Regions from separate parts of the Homo sapiens genome. Here all the other regions are linked to region 1. The links are chromatin loops, found by intact Hi-C in ENCODE. Cell type or tissue: heart right ventricle. All regions are shown on one strand. Region 1 overlaps SPECC1L (sperm antigen with calponin homology and coiled-coil domains 1 like). Region 2 overlaps ADORA2A-AS1 (ADORA2A antisense RNA 1). Region 3 overlaps ADORA2A (adenosine A2a receptor). Region 4 overlaps UPB1 (beta-ureidopropionase 1). Region 5 holds the start of LOC105372960 (a long non-coding RNA gene). Region 6 overlaps UPB1 (beta-ureidopropionase 1). Region 7 overlaps SPECC1L-ADORA2A (SPECC1L-ADORA2A readthrough (NMD candidate)).

Evidence for each region. Peaks named below come from ENCODE experiments on the same cell type or tissue, not always from the same donor. Only the 100,000 strongest peaks of a DNase experiment are listed, where the experiment ranks them.
Region 2: a loop joins it to region 1, with 2.6 times the contacts of the local background. A loop is called at or near these places in 11 of 110 quality-filtered maps.
Region 3: it touches region 1 in a loop (2.2-fold over the local background); 27 of 110 quality-filtered maps call a loop at or near these places.
Region 4: it touches region 1 in a loop (7-fold over the local background); 30 of 110 quality-filtered maps call a loop at or near these places.
Region 5: it touches region 1 in a loop (2.1-fold over the local background); 16 of 110 quality-filtered maps call a loop at or near these places.
Region 6: a loop joins it to region 1, with 13 times the contacts of the local background. A loop is called at or near these places in 84 of 110 quality-filtered maps.
Region 7: it touches region 1 in a loop (6-fold over the local background); 30 of 110 quality-filtered maps call a loop at or near these places.

Annotation. Positions count from the first base shown.
Region 1 is chr22:24,323,036-24,327,035 of GRCh38, reverse strand. It overlaps SPECC1L (sperm antigen with calponin homology and coiled-coil domains 1 like), which reads right to left. Exons shown (of 17, transcript NM_015330.6): 6 at 2,609-2,816. It overlaps SPECC1L-ADORA2A (SPECC1L-ADORA2A readthrough (NMD candidate)), which reads right to left. Exons shown (of 20, transcript NR_103546.1): 6 at 2,609-2,816. Among named protein-coding and RNA genes, the nearest start is that of SPECC1L, 54 kb to the right of the region's middle. In heart right ventricle, CTCF peaks have their summits at 1,617 and 1,816 (motif pointing left); no DNase peak of the experiment used is centred here; H3K27ac peaks cover 1,968 bases.
Region 2 is chr22:24,483,363-24,487,362 of GRCh38, reverse strand. All of the region lies in intron 1 of ADORA2A-AS1 (ADORA2A antisense RNA 1), which reads left to right. Among named protein-coding and RNA genes, the nearest start is that of ADORA2A-AS1, 9.7 kb to the left of the region's middle. In heart right ventricle, a CTCF peak has its summit at 1,535; no DNase peak of the experiment used is centred here.
Region 3 is chr22:24,430,498-24,434,497 of GRCh38, reverse strand. It overlaps ADORA2A (adenosine A2a receptor), which reads right to left. Exons shown (of 3, transcript NM_000675.6): 2 at 762-1,367. The coding sequence starts at 1,093. It overlaps SPECC1L-ADORA2A (SPECC1L-ADORA2A readthrough (NMD candidate)), which reads right to left. Exons shown (of 20, transcript NR_103546.1): 19 at 762-1,367. It overlaps ADORA2A-AS1 (ADORA2A antisense RNA 1), which reads left to right. Exons shown (of 7, transcript NR_028484.3): 5 at 2,064-2,236; 6 at 2,936-3,601. Among named protein-coding and RNA genes, the nearest start is that of ADORA2A, 4.9 kb to the right of the region's middle. RefSeq lists enhancers at 2-131, 552-1,101. In heart right ventricle, no CTCF peak of the experiment used is centred here; a DNase peak (open chromatin) is centred at 1,902; H3K27ac peaks cover 4,000 bases.
Region 4 is chr22:24,501,225-24,505,224 of GRCh38, reverse strand. UPB1 (beta-ureidopropionase 1) reads right to left here. Exons shown (of 10, transcript NM_016327.3): 3 at 3,012-3,099. Among named protein-coding and RNA genes, the nearest start is that of UPB1, 7.9 kb to the right of the region's middle. RefSeq lists an enhancer at 1,569-1,838. In heart right ventricle, a CTCF peak has its summit at 1,919 (motif pointing right); a DNase peak (open chromatin) is centred at 1,904.
Region 5 is chr22:24,401,142-24,405,141 of GRCh38, reverse strand. The region is part of intron 14 of SPECC1L (sperm antigen with calponin homology and coiled-coil domains 1 like); the gene reads right to left. The region is part of intron 15 of SPECC1L-ADORA2A (SPECC1L-ADORA2A readthrough (NMD candidate)); the gene reads right to left. It overlaps LOC105372960 (a long non-coding RNA gene), which reads left to right and starts at 2,483. Exons shown (of 2, transcript XR_938082.3): 1 at 2,483-2,617. RefSeq lists an enhancer at 3,646-3,705. In heart right ventricle, no CTCF peak of the experiment used is centred here; a DNase peak (open chromatin) is centred at 2,441; H3K4me3 peaks cover 747 bases; H3K27ac peaks cover 3,583 bases.
Region 6 is chr22:24,523,420-24,527,419 of GRCh38, reverse strand. UPB1 (beta-ureidopropionase 1) reads right to left here. Exons shown (of 10, transcript NM_016327.3): 9 at 3,647-3,801; 10 at 1-1,709. The coding sequence ends at 1,626. Among named protein-coding and RNA genes, the nearest start is that of GUCD1, 30 kb to the left of the region's middle. RefSeq lists an enhancer at 1,502-1,681. In heart right ventricle, a CTCF peak has its summit at 1,786 (motif pointing right); a DNase peak (open chromatin) is centred at 1,799; H3K27ac peaks cover 1,293 bases.
Region 7 is chr22:24,419,178-24,423,177 of GRCh38, reverse strand. The region is part of intron 18 of SPECC1L-ADORA2A (SPECC1L-ADORA2A readthrough (NMD candidate)); the gene reads right to left. Among named protein-coding and RNA genes, the nearest start is that of ADORA2A, 6.4 kb to the left of the region's middle. RefSeq lists enhancers at 1,166-1,775, 2,386-2,995. In heart right ventricle, a CTCF peak has its summit at 1,612 (motif pointing left); a DNase peak (open chromatin) is centred at 2,939; H3K27ac peaks cover 2,497 bases.

The sequences.
Region 1 (4,000 bases):
AGTGCTAGGATTACAAGCATGAGCCACTGCACCCAGCCAGTGTTCTGGTATTTTTAAATGGCATGAATTCACTTTAACAACATAGAGCCTAGAATATTTACAACAATTATATGTGGAATAATAATTATTACAAATAAATAATAATGCTGTATTTTCTAAAGCTGGATCAGAAATAAATGGGATAAAACGTTGGCGGCAGGGGCAATTCTGGTAGGCAGTAGTTAACTTGCTCTCATTCACTGCCCCAAAACTGTGTAACAAAGTCAGGTCCTGTGAAATAAAAAGGTTCAAAATTTACTCTTTAATTTGATAAATGTGTCATATGTACCAACTTTGTACCAGGCTTTTTTCTAAGTGCTTAAGATGTAAAGGAAAGGAAAGATATAATCTTCATCCTCTTAGAGACAGAAAGGCTAGTCTTGTGTTGAGACAACAAGGGTAGATGACTTCATAAGCAAAAGATTAAACTTTAAAGCCTGTCTCACACATAAGGTACTTCAGACTCAACCTGCAAACGAAGAGTCAAACAGGCCATCTAATCTGGTTTGGGTAAAGCAGACACCAAGCTGAGTAGACGAGTCTAATGCCCTGATCCTTATCTCTGGAGGCAAGGATGGCTCTGGAATCAGCAAGGGAACTTGGTTCCTTGCGACCTCACACATAGACAAATTCAGGGTTTTGGACATAAGACGAGGAGTAAGGACAGAAGCTGAAAAATTTCTAATGTTGAAAACACTGGGAGTTACACCTTTCATTTACATTGTATCAATTTATATGCAAGAAATATTTCATAATCAAAACAGGCGGTCAGGCGTGGTGGCACAGGCCTGTAATATCTGCTGATCACCTGAGGTCAGGAGTTCGAGACCAGCCTGGCCAACGTGGTGAAACCCTGTCTCTACTAAAAATAAAAAATTAGCCGGGTGTGGTAGTGGGCGCCTGTAATTCCAGCTACACAGGAGGCTGAAGCAGGAGAATCGCTTGAACCCGGGGGGCAGAGGTTGCAGTGAGCCAAGATGGTACCACTGCACTCTAGCCTGGGCACCAAGAATGAAACTCCATCCCAAAAAAGCAAACAAACAGCAAAAAACAGGCAAGCAAACAAAAAATGTTAGGAGTGTAATTTCTCTTGAAATTTGCTGAAAATTGTTTTCTTTTTCTTGTCACAAAGGACATGACACATCTACTTACTGTTAAACATAATACACACATGACAAATGACAGCAAATCTCAGGACAGCTCACTTTTAACATTTGGCATTTTGATTCTCAGGTGACATTTTAAGCTACCTGGTCATCTTAGACTGATCATAAATTCTCAAGTTGCATTCATTCCTTTGCTCTTTTTCTCTTTATTGACCTTTTTTCATTCATGGCCACAGAATTCACATAATCACTGTTCTTTAAAAGGTGTTTTTCTGCCCCCGGCACTACATTTTTATTACTGTCACCTCTTATAAATAAATAAATAAATAAATAAATAAATAAATAAATAAATCCATTTAAGTAAAAGGGAAAGTGGCAGCCAGTGGAAATACTCAGACAGAATAAAATGCACTAAAAGTGTCTGTAGGGATTTGATTTAAACTTTACAATCTCTACAGTCATGACTACGTTTTTACTCTGAAATGGAATGTATTTTTTTTTCCTGGAAACAAAGGAATTTGTGCTTAAGTTCTTGTTGTGAAGACTAGTTTGCAAAACTGCCATCTAGCACGATTTGTGGTCACACAAGAAAGCAGCATTACTCTTCAACTCTCGAACCTCTAACAGCAGTTTCCTTCCTCTTCAGTGTTCCTACTGTGAGGGACACTGCCATCTACTGTCTTCAACTCAAAAGCAACATTCAAGTCGACCAAGGAAAAGAACTACTACTATGATCTTCCTATTTTTAAATTACAAATTATAACTCAATTTTTACAATGTTATTTTTATTCTAGAGATCAGGCAAACTGCTGTTCTCAATGTTATTAGACCAACTTTGTTCTGAACAACTCTGGGCACTGCCCTACTCATTTAATAATGGGTTCATAACTTTTGAGTCCCATTATTGATTATGAACCCCATTATTCTCTGACAAAAAATAATCCATTCTCGCTCTGGTTATATCTCCATCAATCATGCTGATATTGCCAGGCAGTTACCATGGACACAGGATCAATCTGTGACTTTTTCTTTTCTGTTTTGAAATAAAGTCTCACTCTGTCACCCAGGCTTGACTGCACTGGCACAATCTCAGCTCACTGCAGCCTCCGTCTCCTGGGTTCAAGCGATCCTCCCACCTCAGCCTTCCAAGTAGCTGGGATTACAGGCACCTGGCACCACACCCAGCTAATTTTTGTATTTTTAGTAGATACGGGGTTTTACCATGTTGGCCAGGCTGGTCTCAAACTCCTCAACTCAAGTGATCTGCCTGCCTTGGCCTCCCAAGGTGCTGGGATTACAGGTGTGAGCCACTGTGCCCAGCCTGGTTCGGTTTTGAACTCCCAAAGTGCTGGAATTACAGGCATGAGCCACCGTGCCCAGCCCTATTTTATTACTAAATGCAAATTATCCCCGCATGTTTAAAAGAGTAGGACAAAAAAGAATGAAAAGTTCTTATCACTTACTCTCTAGATCAGAAATAATGAGGTTGTCATGAAGTTTCACAGCACGATGTTGTTCTACTTCATCTTCAAGTTCAAAGATGGTTTCTTTCATGTCACTCCTTTCTGTTTCTTTTTCATCCAGGTCTGATCTTAATTTTTCTAACGTCATATTCAAATCTTCAATTTGTTTCTTAGCTTCTTCTTGGAAGGCTCGGTATTCATCCTCTACCTACGTAAAATTGACGATGCAGATTTAGAAAAGTTAAGAGTTGTTCTAAGGTACGTTCCAGAATTGAGGTACACACAGTTTCCAAGGGGAGCTAAGTATGAGGCACTATGGATAAACTAAAACAACCTGTGTAATAACTGTTAAAAAGTATGAAAAAGCACTCCATGGTAAGATTTTATCTAATACACTTAAACTGTTGCTGTAACACTGACTGAAATTATATTGATGTATCATTGAACTTAACCTGATTATTTACAAGGAAACTTTGGAAATTTTCGTTTCTCCTAACTTTGGACTGAAAGCATGTACGTTTGTTTAATGATTAACATGTTGTCCTAACAAAAATGATGTCATATTTGTGACGGTTCCAGTATCAAACTGAAAAAGGGAAAACAATTCTCAAATAGTGTTTTTACAAAAGTATTAGTTCACAGTAGCCTCTCAACATGTATGTGCCAAGAACTAATACAAATCTCCTAAACTGTAACTTTAAAAGTGATCACTAAAAACACCCTAAAATCTAAATTACTCAAATTTTAGCCAAAGATATATGAAAATTTATTTTAAAATCATTGCACTAAAATAACAAATAAATAAAATGTAAGCTAGAATAACTAGTATAACTAGAATAACTCATGGAAATAAACAGTTCATCAGCAACCACATGGGGTATAGATAGATCCCTGGCCAGAATGCCAGTGGCCCTGGGTAGCAGTTCCAACTGAGTCCTCACTATTATGCTGGAGGCATGTACAACAAGGGTCTGGACTGATAATTGCTAAGGTCCCTGCCAGCAATAAATCACAGGCCTCTGAGAAACAGGAGCCTCTATATGCCAAAAATATTTTTTAACTATCAACAGATCTCTATTTGAAAAACTATTACTATAGCAAGATAAGAGGAAACATGCACTGCTGATGCTACAGACTGGAATACTGACTCTCCACCTATTACACCAAAACAGATTCGAGATGAGGCGGGGGGAGGTAAAATTTCATGACCCGCTCCATAGGAATACTCAGAACTAGGGACAAATTCTGGTTTTAGCTGTAATACCAGCCATATCCTCTCACAGGCAGGAAAACAGAAACAAAATACAAGTGAGAGAAAGTGACATTATCTTAAGAATACTTTTCACACTATTCCAATAAAAGGAAACCATTCCCAAGTTTTAAAAATATCAG
Region 2 (4,000 bases), 160 kb before region 1:
CTCACTTGTGTGGGAATACCATGGGTCCCATAAGGACTGAACTGGACTAGAAATGAGAACACCCTGGATATGAGTGCCTTAATCACATGGGGTGGGTCTCACTTGTGTTGGAATACCATGGGTACAATAAGGACTGAACTGAACTAGAAATGAGGATAATGATACCTTCCCCACTTTCTTGAAGGAATGGAATAAGCTAAGTTGAAATATCTTTGAAAATCTATATAGCATTATCTCTATAGATGCTATTTTTAATCAAGGAGAAGGTGTTTAGATATAATTCTTCCATGGCAAATTATAAATATACCATCTTTAATGTACTGGATACTTATCTTTGCGTTGTTTTTTTCAGTGGTGATAATGGCTTTGCATTGAATCATTTATAGTCTTTCCACCAGTTCTTCTCGGGATAAATAGCATACATTTGAAAGATCGGTAATTTTGAGAAGGCTGCATGAGACCATGAAACAAAGCAAAGCTGACTAGCCTAAGCTGAACTCCAGTCCATGACTCATCACTAGTTTGTCTAATCATTTAGGATAGCAAACTAAGCATAGGCTTATGTATGACAGGAATGCAAAATCCCAGGTTGAATTTTTGGGCCCCAAATTTCATGAAGTATCAATGTGATAAATCTTTCTCTTTACCACTTCCTCCCCGCTAAAACAATTGCAGAAGTATGCATTGGGCCTAGCAGCAGTACGTGTGGCTGAATTAGGGGTATTGAGTTGACTAGAAGCTCAATGTGAGTCAACAGTGTGTGTGGCTGCCAAAAAAAGCTGATATAATCTTAGGTTGCATTATGAGAAGTATAGTGTGCAGAACACAAGGAAGATGACTATCTCATTCTGTTCTGTGCTGACCAGAGCACACCTGAAATTAATCTAGCTCTGGGATAGCTACACGACATATAGATCATCTTGAATATGCAGAAAAGAGAGATCTAACAGCAACAACAACAACAAAATGTTAAAGGCACTTGGAACATATATTTAGCAAAACAAGGCAAACAAACTCAGGAAGGATATTGTCACTTCATTCAGATTTCTGAAGGGGCCACATATAAGAGGTTTTTATTTGTTCCACATGTCCCTAAGGAGAGGAGCTGGAGTCAATGGATAGAAACTAAGGGAGGAGGCCAGGCGTGCTAGCTCACGCCTGTAATCCCAGCACTTTGGGAGGCCGAGGCGGGTAGATCATGAGGTCAGGAGTTCAAGACCAACCTGGCCAACATGGTGAAACCCCGTCACTACTAAAAATACAAAAATTAGCTGGGCATGTTGGCATGTGCCTGTAATCCCAGCTACTTGGGAGGCTGAGGCGGGAGAATTGCTTGAGCCAGGACCCGGGAGGCAGAGGTAGCAGTGAGTAGCAGTGGGCTGAGATCGTGCCACTGCACTCCAGCCTGGGCTACAGAGCAAGACTCTGTCTCAAGAAACTTAGGGAGGATATTTCAGGCCAATACAGTTATTTTCATTGGGTGATATAAAAAAAAATGAAATAGGCAGTCTCTGCAAGTGATGAGTTCTCATTCAGGGTGTTCAGGTACGGTCCAGATGACCACTTGGTGGGAGTGTTGTAGAAGATAGTCAGTCATCAGATGGGTAGTTGAATTACAGTCTGTGATTTCTGTATATTGCTGTAATATGAACCAAGAAAACCTTAGGGATGTCAAATCCAAAGAACCATAAATAAGCCAAAGAACGATACAAGACAGCCTGGTATTTGATGAAGTAAAAGTCAGTAACTGTGAGTTTACTGAAGAGCCAGATGATGGGAAGATTTTATTATTAACTTTTTTAAAAGTATGTTTGGTTGGATTTGGTTTAAAGGAAACACTTTATTGCAAGAGTATTTGGACCCTAGTTTCTGGAACCTAATGGTGAAAAGAGTTCTGGTCCCAGAATCTGGGGATGAAACAACTACCTCATGGTTGCAAAGAGCAATTTCAAATTGGAAGTGGTTGTATCTGGAGAATCGTAAGGGGACAAAAATCGATGGGGGTTAAGAGGTCAAATAGGTACACAGCCCGGGGCGAAACAAGTGTGTAGAAAGAATTATGTATTTGTTAAGTTAGGCCAAACAGACTTATGTTCTATACTTCACCATCTGCAGATAATTGGCATCTTAAAATACTTTATACTGAAGCTAAGTAGATTGTGTACTCTGAGAAGCTATAAGGTATACTAATGATTCATTGTGGAGGGCTTACAGTATTGTAATAACTTACCAGGTTCTCTGCCCCAGCAACAAACTCAACCACTGGCAAGTTCAGCCCCACCTTAAACACTAGACTAGTTCTGCCCTCACTCCTAGAATCTGAGTCCTACTTCAGATCTCAACCTTGCTTGCTGCTAGCCCTGCCTGAATTAATGTCCCAAATCTAATAACTAGTTTAGGGCATTAAACCTTTTTGTGGCTGGGCATGGTGATTCACACCTGTAATTCCAGCACTTTGGGAGGCCAAAGTGGGAGGATCTCTTGAGCCCAGGAGTTTGAGACCAGCCTGGGCAACATAATGAGACCCCATCTTTAAAAAAAAAAATCAGCTGGACATCATGACATGTGCCTATAGTCCCAGCTACCTGGGGGGCTAAGGTGGGAGGATAACTTGAGCTCAGGAGGTAGAGGCTGCAGTGAGCCGTGATTGTGCCACTGCACTCCAGCCTGGGTGACAGAGTGAGAACCTGTCTCAAAAAAACAAAACAAAACAAAAAAAACCCTTTTGTGCTCTAATCTTGAATCTCTTGTTTCCTTAAACTCAAGTCTCTTTCTGATATCTCAGTGCACAGCCCCCTTTTAAACTTAGCATTGCCAAAGACTTGAATCTGGAATCTGAATTTTGTGTCCTGCTACCTCTTTTCTGTGAGTTGTTTTTTGGTTTGTTTGTTTTGAAATGGGTTCTTGCTGTGTTACCCAAGCTGGTCTCAAACGCTGGGACTCTAGCTGTTCTCCCACCTCAGCCTCCCGAGTAGCTGGGACTACAGGAGCACACCACTGTGACTGGCATATCCTGCTACATCTTGCCAGACTAACATAGACTATTTCCTAGACTGCCATTGCCAAATCCCAGAGCCCCAGAGCCCCACCTTTGTGCCTGTGTGAGTGCAACAGTTACAGCCTTCAGTTCTAAGAATCAGGAATTCCTTCATCATCCGAATCCTCTCTTACAGTCTCATGTTTCTCTCTGATCCCAGTGAGTTGGTCTGACCACACATTCTGCACCTAGGGAGCCAAACTGATACTGGCCTGTGTTGGAGCAACACACTGACGACCCTTTTCTATACTCAGCCTCTGCAGTCACTAGCCAAAAAGAGCTTCTTGCCGGACTTCCAGGCCATGCATCTGGGCAGCACAGCCCCACTATGTACTTGTCCTGTCCAGACTCTGGAAAGAGTTAGTTTCAGTAGTCCATGGCAAGCTGCACAGTTTGTCTTACAGATGGCTTACAACCATTCAACATTTATTCTCTTAATTGCTTAGATGTGTTTTGTTTTGTTTTTGTTTTTGTTTTTGTTTTGAGACGGAGTCTCACTCTTGTCGCCTAGGCGGGAGTGCAGTGGCGCGATCTCGGCTCACTGCAACCTCCGCCTCCCGGGTTCCAGCAATTCTCCTGCCTCAGCCTCCCAAGTAGCTGGGATTACAGGCATGTGCCACCACACCCAGTAATTTCCATTTTTTTAGTAGAGACAGGGTTTCACTATGTTTGCCAGGCTGGTCTTGAGCTCCTGATCTCAAATGATTTGCCCGCCTTGGTCTCCCAAAGTGCGTAAACCACTGTGCCCAGCCCATTGCCTAGTTTTGTAAACAAATATTAAACGAACCAGACATTGGGGTCAAACATGAATAAGTCATATGGTGCTTCTTCTCATAATTATGATAATAATACCTTCCATTTCTTGAGCACCTGCTATGTGCCGGGCACTGTGCCAGGCCTGTAAGTGACAGATTTTATAGGGGCTGGAAAGTGCATTGTGAGGGGTAGGAGGAAAAGCTGGAT
Region 3 (4,000 bases), 110 kb before region 1:
GGGTAGGTGGAATCCATGCCGAGTAATTCAGCCTCTGGGAAAATCTTCATTTGCACAATTACTTGGCTGAAGTCACTTCACAAAAGATTCACCATAAAAATCCCCTCCAACAGCCAGCCCCTGAGCACACTGGCTGCCTCTAAGACGATGAGTCCTTGGTGACTTGAGGAGCAACAGAATTTGCATATAGGTCCAAGTGACTCACTGTGGCATTCAACCAAGTCACTTCCCCTCTCTGGGTCATTTTCCTAATGTGCACACTGCAAGGCTGGCCCAGAGGATCTGGGGGAAGGCAGGTGGCGGGCGGCTCCTAACTCTGAGGTCCTATGGTTTCCCCTGGCTCCCCACTCCACCCCAGCATCATCCGGGAAGTTTTGCTTGTGTGTGAGGAATGGCCCAGACACACCCGCTGGCAGCACGTGGGTCACTGGGACCACAGCTCCCTGCTAAGCCCAATGCCAGACCCTGGCCACACTCATCTGCCAAAAAGCAGAGCACAGTTGGCCTCAGGCAGCCTAGGGGAACCCAGGCCGCCTGGGAGGGCCAGGCTGCCCTGCGCCCATAGGGGTCAGTCAGTTCGGCATGACTGCTGGCCACGTGCTGGCCCTGGGGAGCCCCTGCTGAGCCTGGGGCCCCGTCGCCAGCTCACCATGCTGACACTGCAGACCAGGCCCTGATCCCAGGCTCACCCTGGCTCCGGGCACAGACCAAAGCCTGGGCACCAACAGCCTTTGCACAGATGTAACCCCGGCCCTGCTCACCGGAGCGGGATGCGGATGGCAATGTAGCGGTCAATGGCGATGGCCAGGAGACTGAAGATGGAGCTCTGCGTGAGGACCAGGACGAAGCAGGCAATGAAGAGGCAGCCGTGGCAGGCAGCGCAGAACCCGGTGCTGATGGTGATGGCAAAGGGGATGGCGAGCACACCCACTGCGATGTCGGCCGCCGCCAGTGACACCACAAAGTAGTTGGTGACGTTCTGCAGGTTGCTGTTGAGCCACACGGCCCAGCACACCAGCACATTGCCCAGGATGGCCAGCACAGCAATGGCCAGCTCCACCGTGATGTACACCGAGGAGCCCATGATGGGCATGGCCACAGACGACAGGCAGGCTCAGCACGGACGCGGGCTGGGCCAGCTCACGGTCCATTGCTGCAGCCCAGCCGCCCGCCTGGCTCCCAGCCCGGCCCAGGCGGAGGGGCCCAGACCCCTGAGCCCCTTCCTCACAGGAGCCAAGTGCAGCCCTGCTGGGGCGCTCTCCAAGGGCTTTTTCACAGAGGACTCTGAGTCTCCTGAAACCAGGCCCTCTGCAGGGGTTCTGGCAGCAGCATCATGGCTCAGCCCAGCTTCAGGGTTCCTGAGGCACCTGCAAAGGGACAGCCGATGAGAAGCTGAACCATCTGCAGAGGGCGAGCCCTGCGGAAAGTGCCACCCCTTACCCCACACTTGGCCCCCTGAAGACCCTATAGTTTCAGATCCCACCCTACCCACAGGCCAGGTGTCAGCCTGAGGATGGCCCCTGACCCCGCCTAGCCCCATGCCCTGCCTGGTCTGCTGTGGTCATAGCCAGGAGGCGAGAGAGGTGGGAATTTGACCCTCACTTTAGAGGAGGACACCCAGAGAAGTCACTGAGCAAGGCTGGTTCCCCTGGTCCAATAGAATTCCCGCTGAGACTCCCACACAAACCCCTCCCAAGGAGGCAGCCCCTTCTCCCAGGCTCTGCAGAATGAGTACTGCCCTAGCTGGGCCCCTGCCAGGACTCCAGCTCACCCCAGCACTATCCATGGCTCCCTGCATTCCCTGCTCTGCGCATTGTTGTCACGGTGCCTCCCACTCTGGACTCAGGGCCAAGGATCAGATGTGGTCTGTTTTTTTCCTGGGGGAGCCAGAAACTTGTTAAAGTCTGTCAGTGTTGGCCCCCCCATGCTCAGCCTCTCAGGCCTCCTGTGGCAGCTTGGCCAGTCTCCTGGGTCCTGGATCTCGGCCAGCCCCATGACACTCCCTCCCAGAAAGGCCCCTCCCTGCCCAGGCTCTCCCAGTCCCACCCACCTTCTCTCGCCAGGCCAACTTCTCAGCCCCCCTGGCCTGCTCCATCCCGTCAACTCTCCCAGGAACTACCAGCACCCACCTAAGGGACACCAGCCGCCCTGTGAAAGGACAAGCCAGAGACCCCTGGAGCTCGGATGTGGAAGGATGTGGGGAGCTGCCTGGTCCTGTCTCCCACTGCCGCAGAGGGTAAGCCCTCTCATACTGCGCCCGAACCCGCTGCCTCCAGGTGCCCCTGCCAGTCAGCTGCAGTCAGGGCAGGGGCGGCGCTGCAGCTGACTGTGAGCTTCCACTCGGAGGGAGCTGCCTCACCTCCCTCCTCCCACGCCCTCTCCCCCACCTGCTCCTCTGCCTGGCTGACACCAGGAATGACTAACGGGAGTTTGGTCCCTGGCAGAAAGCAGGTACGGAACCAGGACTCACTGAGGGACTCTGGGCAAAAATGCTTTTCTTTTCTGGGCCTCAGTTTCCTCATTGATACGGTGAGGCAGCTGGACCCCAAATGACCTCTAGGGGCCATGCCAGCTCTCACCCATGATTCTATGAGAAGGAAATAAACAGATTTAAAATGGCTCCCCCAGAGTCAAAATGGAATTACTGACACCCCTCAGAAGCAGAAGTTTTGGTTCCCCAGCAGGCCTGAGCCCAGCCCCAACTCCCAGTGTCCCCTTCGAGCCTGTGAATGGTCTGGATCCAAATGGACCTCTGCCCGTTAAATTGCCCCTCTTTGAGAGCTAAGAGGCCCCCAAATCTACCCCCTCCAATCCTGAACCCTCATGGGGCCCTATGAGTGTGTTGCCAGCCGCCACCACCTGCCTGGGGACAAGAGGTCAGAGGCTGCCTTTCACGTGGACTCGGGCAGCCACCTCGTCTCTCTCTCTCTTCCAGGACATGAGGGATGGAGCAGGACTGGCAACCTGGAGAGGAAGTCACTCCTGGTCCTGAGCCCTGTTCAAAGGGCCAGGCTCCCCTCTACCCCATTGTCCATGTGACAGAGCTCAAACACACAGACCCCAACTTTCCCTCCAACTCCAATGCTGTCGGCACCTCAAGTGGCTGGAACAGGATTGGCACGGGCTGCAGCCATACCTGGGACTGGAGGTTCTCCTGCACCCAGCAGGCCCTTTTGCCCCTACTAGGAGCCTGGGAATGGAGCATTGACACAGAAGCAGGAGGAGGAAGGAGAGAGCAGAGCCAGAAACCCTGCAGCAACGGAGGGCCTGCAGCAGCTGGAGAGGGCCGAGTCCTCCCAAGCCCCTGCTTTCCATGGAGCACTTGCCAGGCAGCCATTCACAAAGTGTGTCGTTGGCAGGGATGCACCAGACCAGCTCTCCTGGCACCATCCCTGGCCACACTCAAGGAACACAGTTATCCCTGATGCTCTTGGCCTCTCTCCCTGAGCAGTACTCACCAGGGCCCACCTGACTCACGATAGCCCCTGCCCAACAGGTACAAGTGGAGCTGGTGCTGGCCCCGGGCTGCCTCCCACCCAGGTGCCTGGCCTGTGGCTCCAAGGTGGACTCCCAGGCCCAGCACCACCAGCAGCAGCAACAGGCGACTGTCCAGTGAGGCCCAGTGGGCCACTGAGGAGCCGCCTCTACCCAGGGATCCTGCCTCCCACCACGGCCCTCTCTAGGGCATCTGCATTGAAGGATGCCACAGCCTTCTGCCAATCTGACCATCCCAGGCTAGAAGGCTGATGCAGCCCCAGACCACGCTCCAGATTCAAGGGCCTTGCTGGGGGCAAACAAGGTGGAACATAACACGTCTGCCAAAGTGAAGGAGGACTCCCCAGTCCCATCACCCAGAGCCCTGCTGGTGGGGTCAAATCATCGGCGCCTGCCTCACGGGCTGGACTGGTGCCATGCCAGCTGGGATGCCCAGTTTGGGAGAAGCCTGACCAGGGCCTCTGTTTGGCAAGGCTTCCCTGGCAGCCCTGGGTACCTGCCTGTG
Region 4 (4,000 bases), 180 kb before region 1:
TTAGAGGTAAGAGAAGATATCGCAACCATGATGCAAGAACAGGATGTAATACAACAGGGACTTTCAGACCAAAAGAACACTAGTAAATTCAAAATTTGACAGCAGAAATGAAAGGTTGAATAGGAGGGCTGACTGACAAATCAGATCAAATCCACCAGAAAATTGAGCAAAAAGACAAAGTGGTGACTGGGCCCTGTGGCTCACGCCTATAGTTGCAGCATTTTGGGAGTCCAAGGTGGGAGAATTGCTTGGGCCCAGGAATTTGAGACCTGCCTGGGCAACACAGATCTCATCTTTACAAAAAAAAAAAAAAAAAAAAATTCAAGAAAATTAGCCAGGTGTGGTGGTATGCATCTATGGTCCCAGCTACTCAGGAGGCTGGGGCGGGAGGATTGCTTGATCCTGGGAGGTCAAGGCTGCAGTGAGCTGTGATTGTGCCACTGCACTACAGCCTCAGTGACAGAGTAAGACCACGTATCAAAAAAAAAAAAAAAAAAAAAAGGAGGAAATACATAACAAAATTAGGGAACTAGTCCAGGGTTCCAACATCCTAATAGTAGGACTGTCTAGAAAGAGAAAAAAAGAGGGGAAAATAATGAATGAAATAATGCAAGAACATTTCCTAGAGCTTCAGAACCCAAGTTTCTAGACTAAAAGAACCCACTGAGTGCCTAGAGTGGATTAAAATAGATATACACAATGGAATATCATTATGAAATTGTAGAGTACTGGTGAAAAAGAGAAACTCCTACAGTCTTCCAGAGAAAAACAAGTCATAGACAATGGGTCACAAATTAAAATGGCTGTGGACTACTCAACAATGCCCAAAAAACTAGAAGACAATGGAACAATGTGTTCAAACTTCTGAAGGAAAATGATTTCTAACCTAAAATTTGATGCTCAACCAAACTATCAAGAAAATTGTAGAAGGAACATATTTTCAGATGGGCAAGGCCTCAAAAAGTTTACCTCTGATGTGTTCTTCCTCAGGGAACTACTTGTTCTGAGAGTCCCTAGCTAAATGGGGGCTCCAGTACCAGAGCGGTTGGCAACCCAGCACTAACAGGAAATGAAGGGAGCTGGATGTGGTCTCTACAGTGTGCCTTTCACAGGATACATCTTGTACATGGTGGACAGCCTAATGCCTGTCTGTCCAACCCGTGACCAGGGGGTCCCTCATACGTGAAACTTGTTTATACTGGCACATGCTGTGTGGCAGCTCTTGCCTGACCTGTCCCTGCCTGACTACCACTCTGGCCCTAGGAGCCCAACTTTGTGTTTCCACCGGTATCCCAAGGAAAACCCAGCCTGGGGCAGCCCCTGGTTCTTCTCATGGAAGGTGCAAATTCAACACACAATCGCAATAGGAAACAAGTTTAAAGATTTTTTTACTTACAGATCCTGGGCAAGGAGAGTGCCATGAGTCAGGAGGGCAGTCCTCTGTCCCCAGGTCAGATGAGGGAGAAATGAAGAGTCAGAGAGAGTATGGGGCAACTAGCAGTACACATAATGACTAAGATGTGGTCACCTTAAGTTAATGGCCAAATGCCTGGATGGTCCATTTAAAGGAAGCAGCAGGAAAGTGGGCAGCCCAGTCTGCTGGTGGGAGAGAGGCCTCTTAAGTTCTTACCTCTGGCCACTTGGCTTGAGCCATCTCGGTGTGGTGTAGATCTGGAAACTGTGTCCAGCGTGACCGAGCCCTGCCGCTGGTATGAGAGAGTTAAACTTGTATTCAACATGGATGCCGAGGCAACATAAATCTATAAGGATCCACTACACCACTCCACTAAAATAAGGGTATAAACCAAGAAAGAGGAAGCTGTGGGAACAGAGAAACACAAGAGCAAGGCAAAGGGATTCCCCAGGGTGATGATGAGGGGGGATCCCAGGACAATAACTGTGTGGCCAGCAGAGGGGGCACCTGATTCAGACCACAGCAGTCACAAGGCTCTGGGGCAGATTCCTTGGAGGAGATGAAACTGATAGACTGTTTGATGCGTCTAAAACACATTAAGGGAGATTTAGGAATTGATAGAAAGTTTGGGGTTGAATGCGTGGCAAGTAGAAAACAAAGCAAACTCTAGGGAAAACAGAAAATAATTCAGGAAAAGAAATCAAAGTTCAGCCTAGCAATATAGTGAGATCTCCATCTCTACAAACTTTTTTTTTTCAATTAGCTGGGCGTGATGGTGTGCACCTGTGGTCCCAGCTACTTGGGAGGCTGAGGTGGGAGGATTGCTTGGGCCTGGGATCAAGGCTGCAGTGAGCTGTGATTGTACTCTAAGCCTGGGTGACAGAGTAAGTCCTTGTCTTAAAAAAAAAGAAAAGGAATCAAAGTTGACAAAATGGGCTGGGGGGATAGAACAAGGACACATGTATGTCGAAGGGCCAGGAGGAGGCAAGAAAGGGCTAACACTGACATCTTCCATAGGGGGAAGTCAATAGGTGATGCAAAACTAAAAAATTAGGAAGTAGCAACACTAACAAAGGTAAATTCCAAAGGAACTAGCTCAGTGTTGATGCTGGGGATAATAGCTATTTTTTGGTAACAGACCTTGTACACCCATCTGACTCTAAACCATGAGCATGTAAAACTCTGATAAAAATAAAAACCACAAAGGTACATACTACCAGGATGTTTAGATGGGGGGGCTGGCTCTGGGCTGAGATCTGAAGGTAAAGAAGTCCTGGTCAGGAGGGCACAGGAGACCAGCTGGAGGGAATTACAAAAGCCAGAGGTGAGCTGCCAGGGGCTTGGACCAGGTGGTGGTAGAGAGATGGAGAGGAGCGAATGGATTCAGAACGATGTGGGAAAACTGAAGGAATCAGACAACAGCTCGGTGCGTAACAGCAGGGAGGCCGGGGTTCCTGGTGATGTGGACGGAGAACTTTCCATGGATGAGGAAACAAAGGAGATTCTTTAAAAGTCAGGCAGCAGACACTCTTGGCAACATGGAGAGAATACACAATTGTTTGAAGGCAGCAGAGAAAGCACCATAAAAAAGACTCACTCCATGCTTCCTGGAAACAGATGATGTTGACTCCACACATTGCAGCCACCTCTACGATAGCCTTTATGCGTCTATGAAGGGCAGAGACCTGAGAATTTAAAAAGGATTAGAATCCATTTAGTTCTATTGGTAAGGCAATTTTTAGGATCTCATCCTAATGCATATGGAAAAATCAATGCCCACCTGGGCAGGTATGAGGAGTAGGGTGGGGAGGTTCTATATTTGGTTATCTCCTGATGTCCAAAATCTGCATGAAAAGCTGGAGGTGCAGAGGCTCTGGGGTCAGACACTTGGACACTGCCTCAGTTTCCTCACCTGGTAATGGGGAGGCTGCCACCTGACCTGTGGGGTTGCTGAGAGGCAGGGATGAGGATGGTGCTGCTTCCGGTCCAGGGCCCACGTTCACACCCATCTCCCAGGTCAGCCACCCCCTTGGCCCGGGACTCCGCTCCCCACTCTCCTGCCTTCAGAGGCAAGCCTGGTTCCACACTTATCCTACTTATCCTGTGTGCATCTTATCATGGAATGCCTCGCCTCTCTGGCTCTTTTAAATCCCCGTGCTTTGGTGTGTGCTGTGCCCTGGGCCAGGAATGTACTTCCCTCCTCCCACCTAATCTTCCTGGAGGTGTTATCTATGTCACATGTCACCCCTCTGTGGGCCTCTGCAGGCTCTCACAGCTATGGGCCAAGTGTCAAGGTAACTCAGCATCCCCTGGCCTTCGGGAGCCATTGTGTGCCACTGCTTTGTGTGCCACTCTTCCTCTGCTGTCTGTCACTCCCAGGACCCCACAGGCTCCTTGGGGATAGGAAGAAAGCATCCTCATTGTCTGCTTGTCCTTGGCACAATGCCTGGCTCCCAGGAGACATTCAAAAGCGTTTGTTCAAAGACAGACCAAAGGAACCAGGCTGAAAACCCAGAGCGCACAAACTCTCCACAAGGCCTATAGTCTCCTCCTTTGAGAGGCTGTGCACCCCATGGCTTTGTGGAT
Region 5 (4,000 bases), 78 kb before region 1:
ATTTGGATGCCACAAGGCAGAGCTTTCCACCCCAGCAGGAGGGCCGGGGCCACCAGTGTGTGGATTTGTTTTCTGCAGGCCTGCAAAGATCTTATCAGGATTGGCATACAAACAGAAAAATGAAGGGCCTGGAGTTGTGTTCTTCCACTAACAGTAATGGGGAACCTCCATGTTGGAGAGCAGGAGACACAGTGACACCCTAAAATCTGTGGCCCCAGCATGGAATCCACAGGTGGACGTGGCCATGGCCACACATCTAGGGACAGCCTGTGGGAAAGGGCAGAGGGCCTGGGGATGGGCTGCTCTTTTTGAGGATTCATTTGCACACTCAGCGAGTCCTCACCTGGGGTTTCATGGGTGGGCGGGCATCTTGCTGGACAGGGCTGACACACGGACTTGACATGGGCCAGGGCTCAAGGAGGTTTAAAGGGAAGAGTGGCTGGACTGGGGTCAGAACAGCCAGGAGCAGGGGGAGGGCAGTCAGAGGCCGGCTGGTCAGTGGCTGCAGAGGTCCGTATCAAGTTGGGCTGGAGTGGTGGGTGGGAGATGTAGGGCTCCAGAGATACTTGGCAGCTAAAGCAGACTAGACTTGGCAACAGACTGGCTATGAGGAGGGAGAGCGCATGCAGTGCTCCGGATGGGCCTTGGCTTCTGTGGGCAGAACCAGACGCTGGTGGTGGCCTTCACAGAGGCAGAGCTCCCTGGAGGAAGGTGGGCACTGAGCAGATGAGGGGTGTGTTTTTGTCACCTTAAGTTCAAGATACCTTGGAGATACCCAAAGGTGCTTGGTGGTGCTGACACGTGAGTCAGGAGAGCAGTGCGGAGAGACAGAAAGTGCGGCATCATCGGAGTCCTGTATGGGATCCCCTAGGGATGGTCACAGTGGGCCATAAGCAAGAAGGAGGCCTCGGATCCAGCCCCTCAGCACTCCAACAAGTAATGGCCATGCTGAGGAGAACAGCCTTTAATGGAACACAGGGAAGGGCTGGGGGTTGGGGGAAAGAAACCAGAAGGCAAAGGAAGAGTGTGTTTAAAACAGGACAGAGTGGTCAATGCAGCAGTGATGTGGAGAGGCCACAAGGACTTCCAATCTCCTGCAGTTAGAAACATATGAGTTGCCATGAAGCAACAGGAGCAATGGCGAATAAAGGGAAGAGCAACCACAAATCAGGTTTGTGTGCTTTTAAAAAAGGGAGGGAGTCTCTCACTATGTTGCCCAAGCTGGGCTTGAACTCCTGGGCTGAAGGGTTCCTCCTGCCTCAGCTGCTCAAGTAGCTGGGACTCTGGCCGTATGCCTCGCAAATGAAATTTTCAGAAGCCAGAAAAGCATGAAATTAGATGAGCCATAATAGTGTTACAACTTTCACAGATATCCCTTCTTACGAGTTTATTTCACAGACCTTGCCTAGAAATAGCATTTCTATTTAGTAAAAGTGGCGTTTTCAGTGCATAAGGAAAGTCCTTATCTTCCAGGGGTTTCCCTCTGAGGGAAGGCCATTTACACTTTGCTGAAGAGCGGAGGGGCTGGAGGGCCAAGGGCCTTCCACTCTGCACTCATGTCCTGATTCCTACAGAGACAGCTTCTGATGGAGGCCAGCAGAGCCCTTTAAAGTAAGCTATTCTCAAAGCCAAAACTCACACTTATTTGAGGGGAAAATGCACATTAACGGAAGGAATTTCTATTGTTCACTATTCACAGGCAATGGTGGCAATCTAAGAAGAAAAAAATTAACTTTTTTAAAATAATAGAGACATAGAAAACATATTACTTACTAATTATAATGCAAGTTTCTTACCGATGAATTCAGATTTTGCACTTAGTTTTTTTCAGGTCAATTTAGAGCTTTTCTACTCTACGAGATAATTCCATGTTTGGATTAGGGTCGACAAAACAAGAGAGATGACATGTGCCAGAAGAAACTTTCAAAACGGCCTCTGCACAGACTCGAATGAGAAGCTCTGCCCCATTTTCTCCTAAGGGCACACATCCTTCATCCAGGAAATGTCAACTAAGAGATGTGACAGGGGACAGACAGGGCCTGTTTCACAGTGCCATTTGCTGTCCTTTCTACCCTCATAAAGACTCCTGACAGCCTCACCCCTCCAAGGGACTGGCTGGGTGGTTTCCACTCACTGCTTCTTGACCAAGGATGGAAACCCCAACTGTAGATGTGACCCTGCCTTCTGTCTGTGGCCTTAGGGTGGGATGTGAAAGCCAAGAGATTATACAAATCTCCACAAAAAAGATTAAAAATATGTCATAAAAGATCTCTAAATGTTTTAATTTGTTTGAAGTTTAATTAAGGGCCATAAAATATACTCCCAAATACCACATGCTCTTTAAATAGCTATTAAGGTTCTGGTCTATTTAAGGAAATGCCACTTTTATGGACACAGGGCAAGAAGCCAAGGGCTCTGATTCATCTCTCTGCTGACACATGCAAGCATCCACTTCCTCATGCCTGTCTGAGCCGTGCAGAGCGCTGTCCCCAGGTCCACCTTCAGGCAGAGGTGGTCCTCACTGGTCCTCCAGCTTCACAAGGACACCACACTGTTAAGCTGCAACCCAGTGCACTCAGAATGAAACCTGCTGGGGATCACAGCCCAGCCTCATGAGGTAAGAGTGAGTTACTAACAAAACCCTGGCTCACGATGCCCCCCTATACTGTGGCAGAGTTTGGGAGCCTGAGTGAGGTGAGTGAGGTTCCTTTTCTGTGTAGTATGGTGGGAGAAGATATAATGTCTGAAAGAGAGTAAAAAAACCATCGAGACTGTTGATTGATATCTCTGGGTAGTGGCTGTTAAACACAGAATGCCCTGGGAGTGATGAATGGGCACCTGCCTGGGGCCGGTGGTGCCTGTGGGGTAACCTGGCCAGGCCCTCTAGCTGCTGATCTAAGGGTGCTGCCCTGGGGACTACAGTGCTTATCTCCTCCCTGAAGCAGGGCCAATCTCTGCTCCAGGTCAGGGGAGGGGAGAGAAGGGAAGGGGAGGGAAGGGGAAGGAAGGGGAAGGAAGGGGAAGGAAGGGGAAGGAAGGGGAAGCAGTACATTTTCAGGGAGAGTCTTGCCTGGCTCATCATGGAGCCCAGGTGTTGGTACTTACATGGTAAAGAGGGAGCAAGAAGGAGGCAGGGCAGGCGGCCGAGGTAGGGCAGGCGGCCGAGGTGGAGCTGGCAGCCTCTGGAGATAAGCCCTGCATGTCTTTGCTCTTGATCTAATACGGACCCTCAATCCTCACTGTGCGCTAGAATCACTGCAAAGATTTTTCGGGTTTTCCTACGCTTGCCCCACCCCAGAGACATTCATTCACGTGGTGTGAACGAGTCAGGGCATAATGTTCTTTAAAGGTACCCAGGTGATCTGAATCCACAGCCAACAGGAAGGCTCACCATTTGAAAAACTGAAGTTAGGTGTTAAGTACAATGGGGTGGTACATCTAAAATGTGACATCGGTGAGTTTATGGTGATATCTACAAAGGCACACCCAGCCTGGCTTGGAAACCACTCGTGAACCTGAGTGCTGGAAAATCAAGGGAGAGGAACAAGCACCTGATAGAACTTTCCAGACCAAACCATAGTCAAGGCAGCTGAACAGCTGACAAAGGGGTTTCTCTGTAAAGAGGAAGCCTAATGAAGGAAGGAGTGACAGAATTACCCAGAATGACTGACCTCGTTATCAGAGGCAGTGACATCACAGAAAGAGGCAGCCAGTCCTGCTGCGAATGGACAGAACTCCACAGCTGAGATGTTTCTGCCAAAAACATGAACTGGAATCAGATCCACCCTCCAGCTCTGCCTACCAGTTTACACCACGGACAACAGGATGGGGAAGGAACCAACAGAATCTGAACTGTGGGTCACTCTGTAGGATGCACAATCAATCCCGTTCCTTCAAAAAGAAACTGAAAGAAAAAAAGATTTATGAACTGAAAGAGACCTAAAAGAGACATACTTCCAAACACAATGTGAGAACCCTATTTGGATCTTAATTCAAGCAA
Region 6 (4,000 bases), 200 kb before region 1:
GTCTGTCTCTTACCAGTGTCTTGACATAAAGCAGGAATATGGTCCCCACCCCTTTTTTTTTTTGGAGATAGGCTCTCACTCTGTTGTCCAGGCTGGAGCACAGTGGCGTGATCTCAGCTCACTGCAGCCTTTGCCTCCCAGATTCAAGCAATTCTCATACCTCAGCCTGCTGAGTAGCTGGGATTATAGGCATGCGCCACCATGCCCAGCTAATTTTTGTATTTTTAGTAGAGACGGGGTTTCGCCGTGTTGGCCAGGCTGGTCTTGAACTCCTGACCTCAAGTGATCCACCTGCCTTGGCTTCCCAAAGTGCTGGGATCACAGGCATAAGCCACCCCACCACACCTGGCCCAGTCCCATTTTACAGATGTAAAAACCAAGGTGTAGAGAAGTGAGTAATCTGATGTGTAAAATGGAGCTCAACCACATTAGCAGAACTAGCAGAATTAGTAGGTGATGGATAGAGATATAAAAGGATTTAGTGCAACAAATTACCTTCTATGATGATGGAATCTGGTCAGGCAAGTCTGATATCCACAGGACAAGCCATCAGAAAGGGCAGGCTGGAACTCTGGGCACAAACTGATGGCTGATGGCTAGTCTCGCACATAAATAACTATTGCTGCACCATGCCATGGACTACCAACTACCCTCTTTACCCTGACTCTATGGAAATAGAGTCATTGATGCCTTTAAGTTCAATCAAACTAGGGAAGAATTCTAAAAAAATCCAGAACCAATGCAGAAAACTCATCTTTAAGATTCTATTTTTCTAGAACCACTTTTGGCACCAAAATCTGTATCAGTCAGATTCAACTAGAGAAGCAGAACCAGTAGGGGATATATTGAGATTTATTGCAAGGAATTGACTTCAGTGATTGTAGGAGCTGGCTAGTCATGTCTAAACTCTGTGAGGCAGGCTATCAGAAGGGCAGACTGTCAGGAACTCTCGCCAAGCACTGGGCTGCTGTCCTCAGGCAGAATTTCTTCCTCAGGGAAACCCTTAGCTCTGTTCTTTAGGCCTTCTGACTAATCAGGTCAGGCTGACCCAGATTATCTGAGATAATCTCACTTACTTAGTCAATTGGGAATGGACTTCTGTCACATCTACAAAATACCTTCACAGAAATACCTAGATTAGTGTCTGATTGAATTACTGGTGACTGTGGCCTAGCTAAGCTGACACATCCAAAGACCATCCGACCCACCACAGCCTTGCTGTAGGCTCAGGGTCTCTGGATCAGCCCTCACCCTCTTCCCACTGGTGTACGGGATGGACAGCATCATCTGCCTAACCTCAAATCCACCTGCACAAGCAGTACCTGGGCATTTTTTTTTTTAGTTGAGGTAAAATTTACATAACAAACATTCTGAAGTATACAAATTCAGTGGCATTTAGTACATTCACCTCTACCTAGTCCCCAAACATTTCCAATACCCCAGAAGTAAGCAGCCCCTTACCCATTAAGAAGTCACTCCCCATGCCACTCTCCCCCTGCCTGGGAATTTTAAAACCAACCTGGACAATGTTATTGGGGAGAACCTGGACATGTTAAGCCTGCCACACTTGCTAATCCACTGGGGCAGAGGTGTCTTCCTCACCCCAAGGCAGGCACTGAAGCCGGCTACTCTTTCACGATGGTGGGGCTGTAGTTGGACTTGACAGCTTCGGCGAGCTCCCGTGCGTACATCTCATACCTGCCCGTCATCTGAAAGCAAAACACAGATGTACTTTAGAGGTTCTGGTTTTATAAATCCCCATCACTTACACGCCACCACCTCTTGCCACTGGAGGGCAGTCATGGGGCAGGAACGCATCAGGAAGGCTCGTTGACAGTGACCTCTTGGCACTGATTCTAGTACTGTGGCAAAGTTCACAGATGCTACAATGACTCATACAGCCCAGCATTGGCTGCTGTGACCCCTTCGACCTGTCTATCCAGAAAGTGTGGTCTGCTGAGGCAGGATGGAGAAGGGGAGTCCCGTGGTCCTGTTGCTCCCCAGAAGAGCATCCTACAGCCCAGAGAGGAGTGACCTGCTCCAGGTCACTAGCCAGTTGTAGAAAAGGCTGGGATTTGAACCAGGGGCTCCTGGATGGGCCTGGAGTTCTGTCTACTCCATGTGGCATCTCATCGTGGATACAGAGGCTGGTGGAGTTGGAAAGCCCACCCACAGTGCTCACACCCAGCACACCCTCCCTCCCTCCCTCCTTTCCCAAGGTGGATTACTCCCAAAAGCCTTGACAGGAGCTCAGGCCCATTACCAAAGTTGGGAAGGCTTCTGCTTCTAAGAAGTGTCTAATGAGAAAACATTTGGTTTACTGCTCCTGGGATACTTATTAAAAAGAGTTGGCCAGCATTCTTGGCTCCCTTCTGATTTGGGTGGAATCCTACATTCATCCTAGTTGCCCAGGAAGAGGAGAGAGAGGTCAGGAGACTCTCTCATGCCCAATACCTTGTTTGTCTGACAAGGATCCGAGACTGAGGAACCCATGCTCAGAAAACAGGATCAAGGCCAAAAGCCCATGTCTGGGTGGATTAGAGGCCCTGGTGGTCTTTTAGTCACACCGGGCAAAGTCAGTTATAACAATGGACATTTGCATATACAATTTGCTTATAAAAGGTTGCTGAGGCAGGGCACAGTGGCTTATGTCTATAATCCTGGTATTTTGGGAGCCCGAGGTGCGAGGATTGCTTGAAGCCAGGAGTTCAAGACCAGCCTGGGCAACATAGTGAGACTCGGTCTCTATAAAAAATTTTAAAAATTAGCTGGGTGTGGTGGTGGTGCACGCCTATAGTCCCAGTTACTCGGGAGGCTGAGGTGGGAGGATGGCTTGAGCCCAGGAGGTCAAGGCTGCCATGATCTATGGCTGTGCCATTGGTCCAGCCTAGATGACAGAGCCAAGACCTTGTCTCCATGCCCCCTACTCCACCAAAAAAGAAAAAGGGGTGCTGAGTTGGTGGAAATACTTTCGGACACTAATACAGCAAACTCTGAAGCTGTGAGCCTTTCTAGGGTGGAGTCCCATCCCAGGAGGGCAGACATCTCCATTCCTCTGACTCCTGACATCACAGGGCATTAGGTGTCAAAGCCAGCATGGGACCTTCGAGTTAAGCCCCGTATTTTACAACTGGGAGTACTAAGGCTTGGGAGCACAAGGGGCTTAATTAAGGTGACCAAGGAAGGAAGGCTGTGGCAGAGCCAGGCCTAGATTCCATTTCTCTGCATGACCCATTTCCTGCTATCGTCAAGGCCTAGACTGCAGGGACTGGCCACAAGCAGAACCAGACATGCATATTTATCTTGTGATAAGTGCAAATGCCTGGAAAGGAAAAAGGATTAGAGGAGCCAATCCATTCTATTCTCTGGACAAATGAAATTGAGATTAATTTGTCTGAAGGCACCCAGAATCTAAATCAGATGAGAGGAGAATTTATTGCAGCCTGCTGCTTGTACATTGTTTGACCCAACTGTTCCTCCCGGGAGCCAGCAAGGAGGCAGAGATTCAGCCCTCAGCTCACACAGAGCCCTCAGGTGGGAGCTGGTACCTCATGCTGCCATGGGCAACCCCGCAACAGCAGTTCCTGAGAGCAGGATGAGGGCCAAAGCAGAGGAGCAGGCAACAACAGGGGTCCTGGGGACCTACCTTGAAGTTCCAGACATCATTCACCTGCTGGCAGAGGTTTAGGTCGAGCTTAGCAACTAGCAGTCCATCCCGGCTACGGGACAGCCCAGGAGTCCGGCTGCTGTCAGGGGCTGCCACATAGCTCGAGCCATAAAAGTAGCCAAAGTCCTGGTGAGCTTTAAAGGAACAAAGAAACACATCTGTGAGCTTGTGTAGATGCACTGTGGGCTCCACAGAGGGTCAGGCACCTTGAGGCAGGCCCAGGACACGGAGTCCATGCCATCCTCCCCAGTGTCTGCCAAATGCTGAGGCCCAAAAGGCCTGTCTCTCATCTCAGGCCTGAAGGCCCAGCAAATTGCTGCAAATGGCCCCCTT
Region 7 (4,000 bases), 96 kb before region 1:
GAGGTGGGCGGACCACGAGGTCAGGAGATTGAGACCATCCTGGCTAACAAGGTAAAACCCTGTCTCTACTAAAAAAGTACAAAATTTAGCCGGGCGTGGTGGCATGCGCCTGTAGTCCCAGCTACTCGGGAGGCTGAGGCAGGAGAATCGCTTGAACCCGGGAGGCGGAGGTTGCAGTGAGCTGAGATCACGCCACTGCACTGCAGCCTGGGGGACAGAGCTAGACTCTGTCTCAAACAAACAAATAAATAAAAAAGAAGTCCTCACTGCTGCCTCTGCCACTATGGTCCTGTGGAACTCTGCTGTTCCTTATCAGAGTTGGGCTGGATCCATGCCCCTGTGTCACCCGTTCCCCAGTGTCCAGCTGTGCCCAATGCCTGCTCCTCAGATCTTTCCATGGCTCCCCAGGTCCTGAGGGATAAAGGCCAGCCTCCTGAACACGGCGTTCAAGGCCCTGCCTGACCCTTAGCTCCCCCACCTTTAGCCCTGCCCTTCCTTAGCCTGGCCCAGGTGCTGGTCTTGGCAACAGCTGTTATCTCAGTTCAAAGATGTGTCCCCAATTTCCAATGCCCCCTCTGCCTCTCCCCATCCCAGACTCTGGGCCAGAGACCCTCTTGTTCTTCCAGCTCCTGGTGCCCAGTGTGGCCTTGATCCTCCCCTACTTCCCTGAACAAGGAGGCAGGGAGTCCTGTCTGCACCACAGACTAACTGGGAATTTTAGAGCCTGAGGCTGGGAATTCCCCCCCCATCCCCCCGCCCCACTCGCCTATTTTCTGGAGACTTCCAACTGGGAACAACTTCATGTCCAGCCCTCCAAGCTGTCCAAGGGGACCCGCCTTCTACCCTTGCATCTGGAGGGATGTGGACTAATCCCAACTGTTCACGACAGGACAGGCTATGTCAGACAGCCGGGGCATTGGTGGCCAAAGGCTTTTGGGAATCCTTGCATTCTAGAACCTCTGGGGACCAGTGGGGTCCTGGCTAGAGGCCCAGGGTGGAGGGGCTTGCCCAGGGCCAGGCTGGACCCTAAGGCTGAAGGCAGAATGGGGGCATGACCTCTATCACAGCAGCTACCACTCACTGCAGGGAGGAGAGGGTGGGTGGGAAATGGGCACACAGGCACCTGGCCAGTGTGTTAGGAGAAGCATGGGGCCCATGGCAGTGACCATTGCTTACCCAGATGCAGCCTTGAGCATCTGGCAGCCTCCCTGGCTTATTCCTGGGATCGAAGCCTGGGCCCCCGTTCCCATTCAACTAGCCCGGCTCTCCTGGTCCTTGTGTTCCCTAATGTCCAAGGTGGAGGAGGAAACCCTGGGATGTGTGGGGACCTAGACAGCTTGAGTTAAACTCCGAAGGGCGAGACCCACATGAGACTCTTGGGGCGCTGTCCCCAGGTCTTTCCAAGGAGACCTGGCCCTGGTGCCCCCCTCTCTGTCATCCTGGCCTTTGCTGACCCTCTATTCAAAGGAGCTCGCCTTCTCCCATGGCCCTGGCTTTCCTCAGTGGAGGAGCTCCCCCTCCAGGTGGGGACACCGCCCTGGGACCAGCGGCAGGGGCTTCCCTGCAGACCTTCCAGGACCCATATCCTCACCTGTAAAATGAGTATCTTGTGTCTGCCCTGCCCCCTCCTGGAGGTTAAGTCAAACCACAAGGTAGGGGTGAGGGATGCTGACGGCCATGGGGCCCTCCCTTGGCCCCATCCTTGGCCCCCCCATCCTTGCTTCTGGGGCTCTCCACGAGGTAAAACCTCTCCTCTAGTGGGGACAAACCCCTCCCGCCCACACCTGCTGGACCCAGATTCATTCAAGCCCTTACTCAGCAAACATGCACGGAGCGTCCTGAGTCTTCCTGAGGGGCTCAGGGGGCTCACGAGGCAGAAACCAGCCCTCAGCCGATTCTGAGGGTCTGTCTCGTCCCCCAGTGTGGACCCCAATGACTCCTCTGCCATTCCCATCCTGGGGCCCGCAACCTTCCTGCGTGGACCTTCCCATGCATGGTCTAGCCATGTGCACCCCAGTCCCACAGCAGGAGGGTTGCAGCCGCAACGTCCTCACGCAGGGAGTGATGGCTTTGTTCCAAAGCTGGTCCTCAGGGTCACAGTGCCAAAGCCCTTAACATTCACCTCTAGGGCTCAAGGGGCAGTTCCTCCATTCCTCAGCAGTGGCGCCGGTGGAACTGTGTCCTGAGGCCAGGGGGTGGTCAGGCAGGGCCTGGAGTGGCTCCAGCCCCAGAGCCAGCTCCACAGTCCCCACAGCCACCCATGAGGAGCCAGTGCCAAGGAGGCTGTGATGGGCCGGCTCAGGCCAGGCCCCCACCCTTCCCCTACTGGGCTCCTCCCTGGCCCTTCAGAGGCAGAGAGCCCCGCGGTCCTGTGTCATCTGTCAGGTGCTTTGGCCCAGGTCTCCAGCGCTGCCATTGCCCAGAGACGGCACAGGCCAAGCTGTCCAGTTCAGGGATGGGGAACGGCACCTGGCAGGGCTGTCCCCAAACTGCCTGCCCCACAAGCCAGCTTGTCTTCTCCAGGGAGGGGCCTGTGTTCTCGGCACCACGTGCCTTAAGGCCACCTCCTCAGTCTTGGCCTTGCTGCCCCCTTGCCAGCCCCGTACCCACCTCAGCTGAGTGCTGTCCTCAGATACCAAGGCTGTGGGGCTGGGGGAGGTCCCTGTGCAGGTGCCTGGGCTGCCCGCCTCCCCCACCCCCAGGCCCAAGGGAGCAACAAGGCTGAGGGGCAGAAGCTCTCCAATTGCAACCACTGCCCTTTGGTGGGCACGGGGAGGCCCCTGGCAGGCCCCAGCTTCTGGCTCCAGGCGTTGGTTTCCCTGCCCAGCCCCAGGCAGGCTTTGAAAAGGCTGTGGGCGCCCACCCTTCCTTCCATCCAGGCTCCAGATCCTCAGGCCCGGCGGCGGCGGGGCCAGCTGGGCCTCCCCAGCTCCAGGATTCCGGCCCTTTGTTCCTGCCCAGGATGCACCTGGTGGCCTCTGGCCCTCATTGTTTGCTCTGAGGCCAGCTGAGCTGCATCAGGAGCAAGACATGCCAGGCCCAGGACAAGCAGCCAGTGAGCAGGGGAAGGGTCCCTGGAAACCAACTGGGTCACCCTGGGTGCTCCCCAACTTCTCCAATGGGGCAGGGACCTCACAAGGCTCCAGTTTATCCTAACAGAGGTCCTGCAAAGGCAGAAGAAACATACGGAGGAAGTGATCTCCGAGTCACTGGTCATCATCCTCCAACTCACCCCACCCCACTCAAGATGTTCACCCCATATCTGCTTCTGGGTGTCAGGACAAACAGCAACCCGCTAGCAACCCGGCCTTGGGGATGATCGGCGTAGATGTGAAAGCAGGCCCTGAGGGGAGTGGAGCCCTGGCTCCAGCGTGGGCAGTGACAGTCCTCTGCAGCCCTCATGCCGGGGCTTGCCACTCATCACCCCGATGGCTCTAAGCCACCTGCCCGCTCTCCCTGTGGCCCCAGCCCCATGACCTGCCAGGACTGTACCCCATGTCAGAGTGCCTGATATGAGGGCCCAGAAGGGGGCCCTGCTTTGCAGAGGTGGAAACAAGCCCAGCACATCCCAAGTGTCGGTGGCTGACCTGGGGAGGACCTGTGTGTCCCGACTCCTCAGTGCTCTTCCTGGCAGAAGTCTTGGGTGCAACCCAGCCCTGCGATGGCCTGTCCTTCCCCTCAGGGCACACCTGCTTCCTGCCTGGTGGGTGCCTGCCTTGGCCCTTCTTTTCTGCTTGGCCCTTAAGACTGCAGACCCCCTGCCACCCCTTCCTCACAAACACGGGAGGGTGCAGACAAAAGACCAGACCTTTCAGCACCTGCTCTGGGCCTGGTGCAGTCAACTGGCAAGCTGTGCCCGGTCTCTCCGCACCCCTCCCCCTGCCTCACAGCAGGCTCCCCGAGGCACTCCCAGCCTGAGAGGGCTGGTCAGGTGGAGTCCTCTCCTGTCAGGCAGGAGAGATGGAGTCCTCTCTTGTGCCCGGCCCAGCTCCTGTAGATG